Regions from separate parts of the Homo sapiens genome. Here all the other regions are linked to region 2. A link is a contact called in ENCODE Hi-C or POLR2A ChIA-PET data. All regions are on one chromosome and are shown on one strand. The core of a region is the stretch at or near the end of the contact, and the rest is flanking DNA. Distances in the headings are between cores, read along the strand shown.

The links. Hi-C counts contacts between places; a loop is a spot of excess contacts on that map. ChIA-PET counts read pairs that join two places held with the same protein, here RNA polymerase II (POLR2A). Pooled maps may share reads with other maps.
Region 1: a loop to region 2 is called in a pooled map, with 4 times the contacts of the local background. The contact joins the promoter of OAS1 here to the promoter of RPL6 in region 2. A Hi-C loop is called at or near these places in 6 of 50 pooled maps. POLR2A ChIA-PET finds 5 or more read pairs at or near these places in 2 of 52 experiments (CD4-positive, alpha-beta T cell and Caco-2).
Region 3: a loop to region 2 is called in a pooled map, with 2.7 times the contacts of the local background. The contact joins the enhancer-like site here to the promoter of RPL6 in region 2. A Hi-C loop is called at or near these places in 2 of 50 pooled maps. POLR2A ChIA-PET finds 5 or more read pairs at or near these places in 4 of 52 experiments (WTC11, activated CD4-positive, alpha-beta T cell, activated naive CD4-positive, alpha-beta T cell and 1 more).

Annotation. Positions count from the first base shown.
Region 1 is chr12:112,904,579-112,908,585 of GRCh38, forward strand. OAS1 (2'-5'-oligoadenylate synthetase 1) reads left to right here and starts at 2,384. Exons shown (of 6, transcript NM_016816.4): 1 at 2,384-2,641; 2 at 3,958-4,007. The coding sequence starts at 2,462. RefSeq lists an enhancer at 2,225-2,664.
Region 2 is chr12:112,406,335-112,410,936 of GRCh38, forward strand. RPL6 (ribosomal protein L6) reads right to left here and starts at 3,271. Exons shown (of 7, transcript NM_000970.6): 1 at 3,253-3,271; 2 at 2,086-2,322; 3 at 1,906-2,004; 4 at 413-556; 5 at 1-8. The coding sequence starts at 2,322. RefSeq lists an enhancer at 2,902-3,081.
Region 3 is chr12:112,073,632-112,078,171 of GRCh38, forward strand. NAA25 (N-alpha-acetyltransferase 25, NatB auxiliary subunit) reads right to left here. Exons shown (of 24, transcript NM_024953.4): 8 at 2,047-2,158; 9 at 1,044-1,133. Among named protein-coding and RNA genes, the nearest start is that of NAA25, 33 kb to the right of the region's middle. Within about 2 kb of position 2,145, at least 2 of the 41 ENCODE cell types and tissues checked have a DNase peak (open chromatin) inside an H3K27ac peak, as active enhancers do.

The DNA of each region.
Region 1 (4,007 bases), core at 1,134-3,633, 500 kb after region 2:
CCTGCTACAATGGTATGACTGGTTTGCTTTATCATACTTGGCCTAATTTTTTGCATACAGTGCAGCAAGAATCTTCAACTAGTAAATGAAGTGAGTATTGCAAAGACAGCACCCCACCCTCATGGTGACATTTAGTCTTAGGCCAAAGTCAACATCTTATACAGTAGGAGTGGAGAGTGTCAACTCATGAATAATCTGGTTAAGAGGTTAAGGGTTTGTAAGAAAGATAGTTGGCATTTACAAAATATTTCATCCAACAAAAACAGGAAACACATTCTTCTCAAACTCACACAGAACATTCACCAAGACATATTATGTTCTGGGCTAGAAAACACACTTTAACAAATTTCAACAGAGATATGTTATGCAAAGCATGCCCTTTACTACAATGGAATTAAAAAAGAAACCCACAAAAGAAAGATAGCTGGAAAATTCCAAAATATATGGAGATTAAAGAACACACCTCTAAATAACACATGGGGCAAGGAAGAAGTCTCAAGAGAAATTTTAAAATATTTTGGGCCAGGCTCAGTGGCTTACGCCTATAATCCTAGCACTTTGGGAGGCTGAGGCAGATGGATCGCTTGAGCCCAGGAGTTCGAGACCAGACTGGGCCACATGCAGAAACCCCATCTCTACAAAAAATACAAAAATTAGCCAGGCATGGTGGCATGTACCTGTAGTCCCAGCTACTTGGGAGGCTGAGGTGGGAGGATCACCTGAGCCCAGGAGGTCAAGGCTGCAGTGAGCTAAGATTGTGCCACTGCACCCCAGCCTGGGCAACAGAGTGAGACCCTGTCTCAACAAAATAAATAAATATATTTTGAATTAAATTAAAATGAAAAAACAGCCTATCAAAAAGTGTGGGATGTAGTGAAAGTAGTGTTTAGAGGGAAAGTTATAGCATTGAATGCATATATTAGGAGAAGAAAGATCTAACTCAGAGAGGGATGAACAGGTGAGGCATAGGGGATTTTAAGGTAGTGAAACTCTTGCAGGGCAGGGGAGCCCCAAAACTGGGACACCGTCCGGGAAGGCTCTTGGCTTCGTCCAGGAAGGAATTCAAGGGTGAGCTAGAGGAGGAAGAAAAAGGTTTATTGAGGCAGCAGGGTTACAGTTCTGTGACTGTCCCTGCAGAGCAGGGCCACCCCATAGGCAGTGCCTGGAGAGCAGCAGCTCAGGGCACTTCTATAGTCACATTCATACCCACTTTTAAATACGTGCAAATTAAGGGCAGGTTATTCAGAAATTTCTAGAAGAAGGGTGGTAACTGGGTCATTGCCAGGGAATGAGTAAACTGTTCATGGTGCTGGTGCTCATGCCAGCCAGTCTTCAATCTGGCCCTGAGTCAAGCCCCACCTCCTATCTCAAAACTATTCTGCATGGTGCTGTAATGGTGGATACATGACATGTTATGTTTGGCAAAATCCATAGAACTGTAGGACACAAGAGTGAACCTTAATGTAAACCTTAATGTAAATGGACTTTTGTTAATTATGATGTATTAATATCAATTCATCAATTGTAACAAATGTATCACAGTACTGTTAATAATAGAGGAACTTATTGGCAGGAGAGAGAGCTTATGGAACTCTCTGCACATTCAGCTCAATATTTCTGTAAGCCTAAAACTGCTGTGAGAAATAAAATCCAACCTGGGCAACATAGCAAGACCTTGTCTCTACAAAAAATAAAAAATGAGCTGGGTGCAGTAACGCATGCCTGTAGTCCCAGGTATTCAGGAGGCTGGGGCAGGAGGATCCCTTGAACCCAGGAAGTTGAGGTTGCACGAGTCATGATCATGCCCCTGCACTCCAGCCTGGATAACAAAGCAAGATCCTGTCTCCAAAAAATAATAAAATAAAATAAAAATCTACTAATTGAAAGGGAAAAAAGCATAGTATAATACCATTCTTAACAAAAAGAAAAGAGACCTGTGTTTGTGTGTGTGTTAACATTTGAAAAAAATCTGGAAAGCTCTATATCAAAACGTTTATAGAGGCAATTTTGTAGTGTTAGAATCATAGATGATCTTTCCACTTCCTGGTTTTTCTGACTTTTTTTCTTTTTGCAGTGGGCATGTATTGCTGGAAAATACCACAGACAACTGTGAAAGGATTTCATCAACAACAAAAAAAAGATAAAGAAGGAAACACAAAATCTGTTAAATAAGATTTATGTTGGCTGGAGGTTAAAATGCATTTCCAGAGCAGAGTTCAGAGAAAGGCTGGGCTGCTTGTTGCTGGCTAAAGGACAAAGGGTAAGTTTCAGGAAGCAGAAGAGTGAGCAGATGAAATTCAGCACTGGGATCAGGGGAGTGTCTGATTTGCAAAAGGAAAGTGCAAAGACAGCTCCTCCCTTCTGAGGAAACGAAACCAACAGCAGTCCAAGCTCAGTCAGCAGAAGAGATAAAAGCAAACAGGTCTGGGAGGCAGTTCTGTTGCCACTCTCTCTCCTGTCAATGATGGATCTCAGAAATACCCCAGCCAAATCTCTGGACAAGTTCATTGAAGACTATCTCTTGCCAGACACGTGTTTCCGCATGCAAATCAACCATGCCATTGACATCATCTGTGGGTTCCTGAAGGAAAGGTGCTTCCGAGGTAGCTCCTACCCTGTGTGTGTGTCCAAGGTGGTAAAGGTGAGTCCAGGCCTGCCTGGCCAGGGGAGGGGTGGCTGAATGTGCAAGAGTTGAGATTGAGAATGAGAGAGAGAGAGAGAGAGAAGCAAAAACCTAGAACCCAGGGTGCAAATGTGAGTACAGAGAGCTGAGATCTTCTGGGATGGTGGTTTCTTATTTATCCACACAGCATGTTAAAATAGATTCTGGGGTGAAATCCTACATCCCTATTATTAACAAGTGACCCTCCCCCCTACTTCCCGCTGAAGTTTATGAACCACTGTCCTGGGCGATGCCCATTTCAGAAATAGGGAACTGAATCCCAGCTCTGGTAAACAGTTTGCTAATTCGTGGCCAGGCTAGGGGCTCACCATTTCTGCAGTGAAGAATCATATGTTTTGAAAGCAAATAGCACCTGCTGGCTGCAAGACCTTGAGCAAGTCACTTAACTACTCTGTGTTCCAATTTCCTCAGCCATAATCCCCAATACTGTTGCAGTCTTGCCAGTGCACCTTAATGTAGCAGCTTCTCACTGAATTAGTACCCAAGGTTCTTTGTCCTGCATCCAAGAAAATTAAGGAACATGGACACAAACGTGAGCTTGGAGCAAAAGTTCAGTAAGCAAAAGAAGAAAGCTGTCTCCACTGTGGAGAGGGAAGTCTGAGTGGATTGCCAGATTGCAGCTGAATGCAAAAAACTTTTATAAGAAACCACTCTCCTCCCTGTAACTGTTTGAGAAACTTTTTATCAGTAAAGCTGTGCAACTTCCCTTACCTTATGCAGCTGTGGGTATATCTCTAGGCAAGCATAAAGCGCTGCTTCTCTTGTATGTATAACTGTGGATTTGTTTTAGGTAAGTCCCACTCCCTGCGCCAGTTTCAGGCAGGCCGCTCCTCCAGGGCCCAGCCTTGACCATTTACCTAACTGATTTTTCCTCTACTTTCCCTCAATACCTCATAGGGCCGTGTAGATTAAGTAAAATAGTAAGTGTGAACCACCCAGCATAAGCTAGTCCTGGGCATCGTAAAGGACAATGGGAAAAGAACACAGATCCTGGAAGAAGGCCCCCAGGTTTGAATTGTATTTGCCACCTACTAGCTGGGTGATGGGGCTGATATATTATCTCACTGAGCATCCATTTTCCCATCTGTAAAATGGGAACTAATGATAATGGCATCCAAATCATAGCATCATTGTGAGCATTATAGGAGTTTAAGACATGCAATGCCTTCAGAACAGTGGCTAGTGCTCCATAATGTTAGTGATTGCTCCTGTCATTTTATTTAGGGAGGTTTGCCTCACTAAGCATCAATTATTATTTTTGTCGTCTTTTTCAGGGTGGCTCCTCAGGCAAGGGCACCACCCTCAGAGGCCGATCTGACGCTGA
Region 2 (4,602 bases), core at 2,021-4,520:
ACCACCCTCTGTAAGTTAAAAAGAAAATAATTAGTTTTCTGCAATTAAAAACTGACTTCTGAATTCATAAAATCACAGGCATCTAAATTTGGGTAAAGGAAATTTCTACATGTATATGTATACAGCTCGGCAGTTCTGGAAGCAACCACAGCAAGCTACTAAGGTAGTACTCCAGACATAAACACGTTTTTGAGTAAATGAACATGTGTAACATAATCAACAGCAGGAAATGGCTAATAAATCACCATGGATTACACTTCTTATTTGCAACAACTAAGTTGTATCTTGCAGATCATTTCCCCTTGCCCCAAACATAGGTAAATAAAGGAAAAGTACACCTAGCGTGCAAACGCATTGCCACCAGGCACCCCAGGCAGCTGCAGTGAAGCGCCCCAAGCACAGGTACTCTCACCTTGCCCCTGTGGCGTCCAGTGAGGATGATCAGAATGGTCCCGGGGGTAATGCTGGCTCGCAGTTTTCTCACGTGCTGACTGAAGGGTTTTTTGCCGTGGCTCAACAGCTTTCGAGGCACATCTTCAGTAGGATAATATCTAGGCTGTGGAGAGTCCATAGATCCAACTTATTTAAATAAGCCATTCAGATTACTAGAAGCAAGCTATGTCAGCCAAACTTTTGCTACAGCCTTTTTATTTTAAAGTATAATACTGTATTTATATGATTCCATTTTCATTTCTGCTAAGTAGACTTGGAAAAGGTCAATTATGCTTCTGCATCCTGTGTGCAAAAAAGGAGACACCATTTAATGAATGAGATGTGTGCTCAAGCAAAGAAAGCATCAAGCAAGTCACCTTTGCAATCTTGAGCAAAAACTAAACCTCAGAGATTACACGTGTGACATGCCACATTTTGCAGATTAGGGATACATGGCTTGTTTTCCAATTCAAGTAAAGTGTGTCCATATCCTAGCCACTTCATCTGATCCTCACAGCAACAAGTCTTACTCCCACTTCATCCACAAAGGAAAACAAATTGCATAAAGCCAGACACTAGGACTGGCAGATCATTTATTGCAGAAGTTAGACACCATGCAAGGGCCATTAAAGACATGACTACAAATAACTCACAATAACCTATTTCCAACTATACCATATCATTAGTGCAGTCTCACTTTCACCACAAACATGATCACCTAATGGGAAAACGAGTTCACAAAACAACTGTCATCTTCCCTCTCATGCAGTAATCTTCAACTGTGAAACTGTATGGTGTTAACTTATTTGGGAATGTTCCCATAATGAAAATTACAGAGCAAATCCTGAGATTACATTGGGTCTTGTGTGTGGTAAAGGGGGCCAAGAAACACTGCTCTAGTGGGAAATGTTCTATAGAACAGGCTATGTATTATTTCATTTAATCTCCATAAAAACTCTTTGAGGTAAACCCTCATTCCCATCTTATCTTTTTTTGAGATGAAGCCTCCCTCTGTCGCCCAGGCTGGAGTGCAGTAGTGCAATCTCTGCCTCCCGGGTTCAAGCGATTCTTCTGCCTCAGCCTCCAGAGCAGCTGGGACTACAGGCACGCAACCAGCTAATTTGTATATTTTTACTAGAGATGTGGTTTCACCATGTTGGCCAGGCTGGTCTTGAACTCCTGACCTCAGGTGATCTGCTCGCCTCAGCCTCCCAAAGTGCTGGGATTACAGGCATTAGCCACCACACTCAGCCTCATTCCCATATTATATGCAAAGGAACAAAGCACAGACGAGTAATTTAAATTACTTAAGATTAACAGTAAATGTTGAAGCCAAGTTACAAACCCAGAGCCCTTTATTTTCTATCAGAAATTCTCCGGTATGCAGAAACTTACAGTATCTAAGTATTCAAAAACATCTTCACAGTATTCAAGCATAAACAGAAAATCCAATTTACAGTCCCCACATCTTACCATTTTGCGAAGTTTAACCACCCGGGTACCGCCGTTCTTGTCACCACCAACTGGTTTTGTAACAGTTGCGAGAACCTTCTCCTTCTTTTTCTTTTCAACCTACAAGGACACAAATGCATCAACAGTAAGAGAATGCCAATTAAGGTTAAGACATAATGGTCCGTGGTCCTCTTCCCTTACCTTGGATTTAGCGGCTGAGTACTTCCTCTTGTACATGGCCTTTCTGGAATACATGGCAGATCGGGAATACCTGCCAATTCCTCTGACAAGGACAGGGTTGCGGCTGCAATGGGGCTTCCCCTTCTTGGGCTTTTTAGCTTTGAGGTTACCCTTTTTCACCTTGCCACCAGCATCAACCTTCTTGGCTTCGGGTTTCTTCTCTTTAGTATCTGGCTTCTCAACTTTTTCACCCGCCATCTAAAAATATTTTTTTGTAGATAAAAAAAGGCATTTCACCAGTCATCTCTCTAACAAGACAATAATGAACCTGTACATGAATGGGCTGGGCTCCCCAGACTACAATCCCTCCCCCGGTAAGATACAGGCCTTCCTCTCAAACTCTACCCATTCTACTCCAACCTTCACTATGACTCATTTGGGGTTTGTCTCCCCAATACACTATAAACTTTTTTTTTGAGAATTTGAAACTACCTCACACCTATTAGGTTTTTTGCCAAATACTGAGCGGTCAGAAGTCCGTACAACCATTATTTTTTATTACTGTTTTGCGAATTAGAAAACTTAGATGCAGAATGTGTCCACAGGTTAGAAGCACCAAGACCAGAACTTGAAATCCCTTACTTTCAGTACCTTTCGTCTTAACCCTTAAGACCAGTGTCTCTTTTCAAGAAACTCGATTTAGGAATTGCGGACACAAACGGAATCAGCCCAAATTGAGCCAGAGAAAAAGATCGCAAAGACCAAGAGGCGACTTCCGGTCGGGGACGCTGGGAGACGCGAAACCTTTTGGCTTCAGTGCGGAACCCCAACGTGGCTGCGACAGGCTCAGTGTCATCCTCTGGAACCCAGGACCAGGAACACAGTGCACGCGCCGTCTCCCCGCTTCCTCTAACACCCACCAGTCTGCTACGGGTCCCCGAAAGGGCCTCGTTCCCCCAGCCCAAGAGAGTGGCGAAGAACCGGAGGGAGCCACTACGGCATTCTACCTCACCCTCTTTGTGCCCTGCCGCAAACCCAAACAACAAAAATGAAGCGTCTGGAAGGCCTCTCAGTTAGCCTTGGACATGTCCGACCCCTGTAGGTGTCGACTGGATGCCCTCCAGGTTCGGATGGCGAAGGATTGGGAGTCCTGAACTCAAGTCTTGCAGACAGGCCCGCGATTCTTACCTTGCAAGATGGGAAAGAGAATTAAGGTCCCGGCTTCCGGTCTATAAGCAATCATGGGAAGTGCGAGTCTCACTTCCTTCCGGATCTGGGGCATCATGGGGAATGTAGTATTTCCCCGTTAAGAAAAAAGTAGTAAATCCTAGGCCGGGTGCGGTGGCTCACGCCTGTAATCCCAGCCCTTTGGGAGGCCGAGGCAGGAGGATCCTCTGAGGTTGGCAGTTCGAGACCAGCCTGGCCAACATGGTGAAATCCCGTCTCTACTAAAAATACAAAAGGTAGCCGGGCGTGGGTGGTGCGTGTCTGTAATGACAGCCAGTCGAGGCGCGGAGGCAGGAGAATCACTTGAATCTGGAGGTGGAGATTGCAGTGAGCCAAGATCGCGACACTGCGCTCTAGGCAACAGAGCAAGATTCTCAAAAAAGAAAAAAAAAAAAAAAAGGGCCGGACACGGTGGCTCACGCCTGTAATCCCAGCACTCCAAAGATCGTGCCACTGCGTGCCACCGCACTCCAGCCTGGGAAATAGAGCCAGACTCAGTCTCAAAACAATAACAACAACAAAAAAAAGAAAAAAAGAAAAAAAATTAGCCGAGTGTGGTTGTTAGTGCCTGTAGTCCCAGCTATTCGGGAGGCTAAGGCGGGAGGATCACTTGAGTCTTGGAGGTCTGGGCTGCAGTGCAGTGAACTCTAATCTTGTCACTTGAGATTAGGTCAGTGGTCCCCTCTTCCCTTACCTTGGATTTAGCGGCTGACTACTTCCTCTTGTACATGGCCTTTCTCATTCCCGTCCTCCGGCCTGGCCTACAGAATGAGACTCTGTCTTAAAAAAAGTAAAAAAAAATTAAAGTGAGGATAACAATAGTAACTTACTTCATAAGGATGTTGGGAACATTAAATAATATATACAACAGTACTGAGAAGCATATTTGATTATTTGATGGATGGTAAATGCTACATAAGTGTTAGCTCTTTTTTTTTTTTTTTTTTTTTTTTTTTTTTTTTTTTTGAGATGGAGTCTCGCTCTGTCACCCAGGCTGGAGTGTGGTGGCACGATCTTGGCTCACGGCAACCTCTGCCTCCTGGGTTCAAGTGATTCTCCTGCCTCAGCCTCCCAAGTAGCAGGGATTACAGGCGCACACCACCATGCCCAGCTAATTTTTTGTATTTTTAGTAGAGACAGAGTTTCACCATGATGGCCAAGCTGGTTTTGAACTCCTGACCTCAAGTAATCCACCCGCCTCAGCCTCCCAAAGTGCTAGGATTACAGGCGTGAGCCACCGCACCTGGCGAACTGTTAGCTCTTGTTATTGTCACCATCACCACTACAATCATCTGATCATCAACATCCTAG
Region 3 (4,540 bases), core at 895-3,394, 330 kb before region 2:
TTCACCATTCACAGGATGGTCTTGATCTCCTGACCTTGTGATCCGCCCGCCTCCACCTCCCGAAGTGCTGGGATAACAGGCGTGAGCCACTGTGCCCGGCCCCATTTATTCATTTAACTCTAGATGCCTATAAAAAGGAAAAAAAATTTATTGTAGTACTGCCTACAATAGCCAATAACAAAAGGACAAAGGAAAAAAAAAGAGATCTTCAAAAATCCAAGTATCATCAATAGGGAAAATGCTAAATGAATTATGGTACATCTGGAGTACTCTTAAGCCACTGGGGGGAAAAAAAATGAAAGAGATCTACATGTACCAGAAATGAAAGATGTTCAAGATATATTTCAAGGCTGAAAAATAACAGGTTGCAAATCGTGTCTAATACAATCCCATTTTTATATTAAATATAAGAATAATTAAGCCGGGCGCAATGGCTCACACCTGTAATCCCAGCACTTTGGGAGGCTGAGATGCTGAGATGGGTGGATCACCTGAGGTCAGGAGTTTGAGACCAGCCTGGCCAACACGGTGAAACCCCGTCTCTACCAAAAATACAAAAAGTAGCTGAGCACGGCGGTGGGCACCTATAGTCCCAGCTATTCGGGAAGCTGAGGCAGGAGAATCGCTTGCTTCTGGGAGGCAGAGGTTGCAGTGAGCCAAGATCGTGCCATTGCACTCCAGCCTGGGTGACAAGAGCCAAACTCCATCTCAAAAAAAAAAAAAAAAAAAAAAAGGAGAAAAAGAAAAATTATCTTAGCATAAAGATGGAAATAAATCTCACGGAAAGGCACCAAACTATTAACAAGAGTTATTTTTGGAATGGTAGGATAAGTGGAAATTAGCACACCACATATTTTGGCACTAACATGATTTTTAGAATGAACTTGTGTATTTTATACTTTAAAAAATATGAAAAAATGTCTTACTTTGAAAGGAATACTTTATTGAGACAGAAAAAGAGAATTCAATTGGCTTATAATGAAATCCTTTCACTACACTATATTAAAAAGTGCTGTTATAATTCAGGAAAGAAGACAACTTACTGTTCACCTTCAGCAGGAGGACTCCAGGCCTCTTCAATCAGTCGAAAGACAGAATCGAAATAAGTCAGATAGAACTGCCAGTCATCTGAGCTAAAATCAGATTGAATGATGCACACAGGATTAAACCCAAGTTGTGACAGATCTTCCTTAGGAACCATGATATTCAATTTATTTTGTAAGTTATATTTTAGTATGTAGTAGGTTGGCTTACCCCCACCCACTCCATGTTTCCTTTGCAAATCTAAAAGGGCATTTTCAAAGTAATACTACTTTGTATTTGTAAAGAGTAGTAAACTACTCTTTCCTTCAATAAAATGACCAGGTCTAGAAAACTAATATTCATAACAGAAAAGTCCCCACATAAGCACTTCCAAAATAGAGGGAAGGGGAGAGAAGTGTTGTAGCAAAGAATGAAGCCTCTCTCTTTTAGGGGAATACTGAATTTGAGAAATTAATGATTTTCAGTGTTCATTCTTAAGCCCTAACTAGAATTCAGCACCATGGTGGCACAAGTATCTTTTTTTTTTTTTTGAGATGGAGTCTCATTGTTGTCACCCAGGCTGGAGTGCAGTGGCATGATCTCAGCTCACTGCAACCTCTGCCTCCCAGGTTCAAGCGATTCTTGTGCCTCAGCTTCCCGAGGGGCTGGGACTACAGGCACGCACCACCACAACTAGCTAATTTTTGTATTTTCAGTAAAGACAGGGTTTCGCCATGTTGGCCAGGCTGGTCTCAAACTCCTGACCTCAAGTGATCTGCCCACCTTGGCCTCTCAAAGTGCTGGGATCATAGGCATGAGCCACCATGCCCAGCCTACAAGTACCATTATAATACTCTACTGAAAGATGAAGGCTCCTTAAAAACTTTTAGAAACATGCAGGACACAACTACTATAAGAAGACTTTATGCCCAGAAACTTCAAAACACAGACACCAAGAAAATCAATAGTGAGGTCTTAAAGCCTCACTACAGTCAAATGGTACAAAAGAAAGCTTTTACTCACTTTTTTAGTAAGAGGCGCCGGGAAAGGGCATTGCACTCTGGCCACCTGCTCAGCTTCTTGTACATAGCCATGCATTTATTTTCCCGACTCTGAATCTCACTTGTCAACTTCTCTAAAATCAAAAGTTATAAAAGTTGGTAAGCTGGTTTCATTTCTGCTCAATAACCAGAATAGAGTCCAACCACAAGAAGGAAAATGTCACATTTTCTTTTCTTTTTTTTTGAGATGGAGTTTCACTCTTGTCACCCAGGCTGGAGTGCAATGGCACGATCTTGGCTCACTGCAACCTCCACCTCCTGGATTCAAGCGATTCTCCTGTCTCAGCCTCCCAAGTAGCTGGGATTACAGGCATCTGCCACCACGCCTGGCTAATTTTTGTATTTTTAGTAGAGACAGGATTTCACCATGTTGGCCAGGCTGGTCTTAAACTCCTGACCTCAGGTGATCCACCCATCCCAGCCTCCCAGAGTGCTGGGATTACAGCTGTGAGCTACCGGGCCCGGCCTAAATGTCACATTTTCTTATTCACTCTCTTAGAAAATGGGACCACTATTACATACAAACTACTACTATCTTATTAAAGATTATTTTACTTCAAAGAAAAAAGTACATTACTGACAGTAAATTTTTATAATCATTTTCTTTGTAAAAGGATAGGTTTCACAATGTATTGGGTTGAACATCTATTAATAGTACATGGGATATACTTATAAAATCCCAACAGCATCTAGGGACTAGTAAATTTAGTCCATAGACAAGCTGCCCATCCATACAGTTCCAAAACATCAAAGAGGACTGAGCTGACATGAGCTAAGAAAGATGAGATGTTGGAAGAAGACAAAAAAGAGTGGAGAGGAATCAAATCTTTCCAAACAACTGAAAACAAAAAAACTAGGATGATAGTTCTGACCAAATTAGATTTGCCCAACTGTTTAGCAGATTAAGGATACCAAAAATTACATTATGAATTTCCTGTTGAGAATCTAACTTTTTACTATCCATAGAGCTATAATGTAGTTTAAAAAAAAAAAAGGGCCAGGCCTGACAGGTCACACCTGTAGTAATCCCAGCACTTTGGGAGGCTGAAGCAGGCAGATCGCTTGAGACCAGGAGTTCGAGACCAGCCTGGGCAACATATTGAGACCCCACCTCTACAAAAAATATAAAAATTAGCCAGGTTTGATGGCATACGCCTGGAGTCCTAACTATTTAGGAGGCTGTGGTGAGAGGATAACTTAAACCCAGGAGATCAAGGCTGCAGTGAGCTGTGATGATGCCACTGCATTCTAGCCTGGCTAACAGAGCAAGGCCCTGTCTCAAAAACAACAACAACAACAAAAAAAAACAAGAAGTTTCTTGTGAGTAGCCTAAATATCCATCAAAAACTGGTTAAGTAAATTTCTACATTCACACTGTGGAACACTGGACAGTTATTAAAGGAGTGAGGTAGTGAACTTTATCTCTAGGAAATACTATTTAGTTAAAATAATAATAATAATAATAAAATAATGGAGGCCAGGCGTGGTGGCTCACACCTGTAATCCCAGCACTTTGGGAGGCAGAGGCAGGCAGATCACTTGAGGTTAGGAGTTTGAAACCAGCCTGGCCAACATGTTGAAACCCCGTCTCTACTAAAAATACAAAAATTAGCTGGGCGTGGTGGTGTGTGCCTGTAGTCCCAGCTACTCACGAGGCTGAGGCAGGAGAATCACTTGAACCCAGGAGGCAGAGGTTGCAGTGAGCCGAGATCGCACCACTGCACTCTAGCCTGGCCACAGAGTGAGACTCTGTCTCCAAAAAAAAAAAGAAAGAAAGAAATAATGGAGCCCAGTGTGGTGGTGTGTGCCCGTCGTCCTAGCTACTTGGGAGGCTGAGATGGGAGAATCACTTGAGCCCAGGAGTTCAAGTCCAGCCTGGGCAAAACAGTGAGACCTCATCTCTTTAAAATAAATAAATAAATAATAAAAATAAAGTATGGGTATAAGAGTATGCACAGCAGAGGTCACAAACTCAAATGCCTTCATAAGACAGACATACAAATAAAGAAGGAATGTTTGCGGTATCTACAGAGTACAAATCCTGACTAGAGGGGCATTAATTAATTTAAAATTTTTAAAGAAAAATTTTTTTTAAATAAAAACATTGTGCTAACTGAATAAGATTATTCTATGAGCCAGGTATATTATGTTTTCATTCGTGTTTAAAAAAAAAAGTGGGGAAGATGAATCTTTACAAGAATATAAAGTGTAACTGGAGGAAAACCTAGGGGAAGACGGCTAGAGATCTGGAGTATAACCTTTCACACTCCTTGAAGTTTCTGAATCTGTTATTTTCAAGTAAAAACATTTTTAAAAATAAATTTACAACATACAGAAAAGTCTGGAAGAATATAACAAAATGATCAAAAGTGTTTATGTCTTTATATCCTTATGTGGAAATTTTCTACAATAAACATTTTTCATGTTTAAATAGGAAAAAAAAAAAGCTTTAAGAA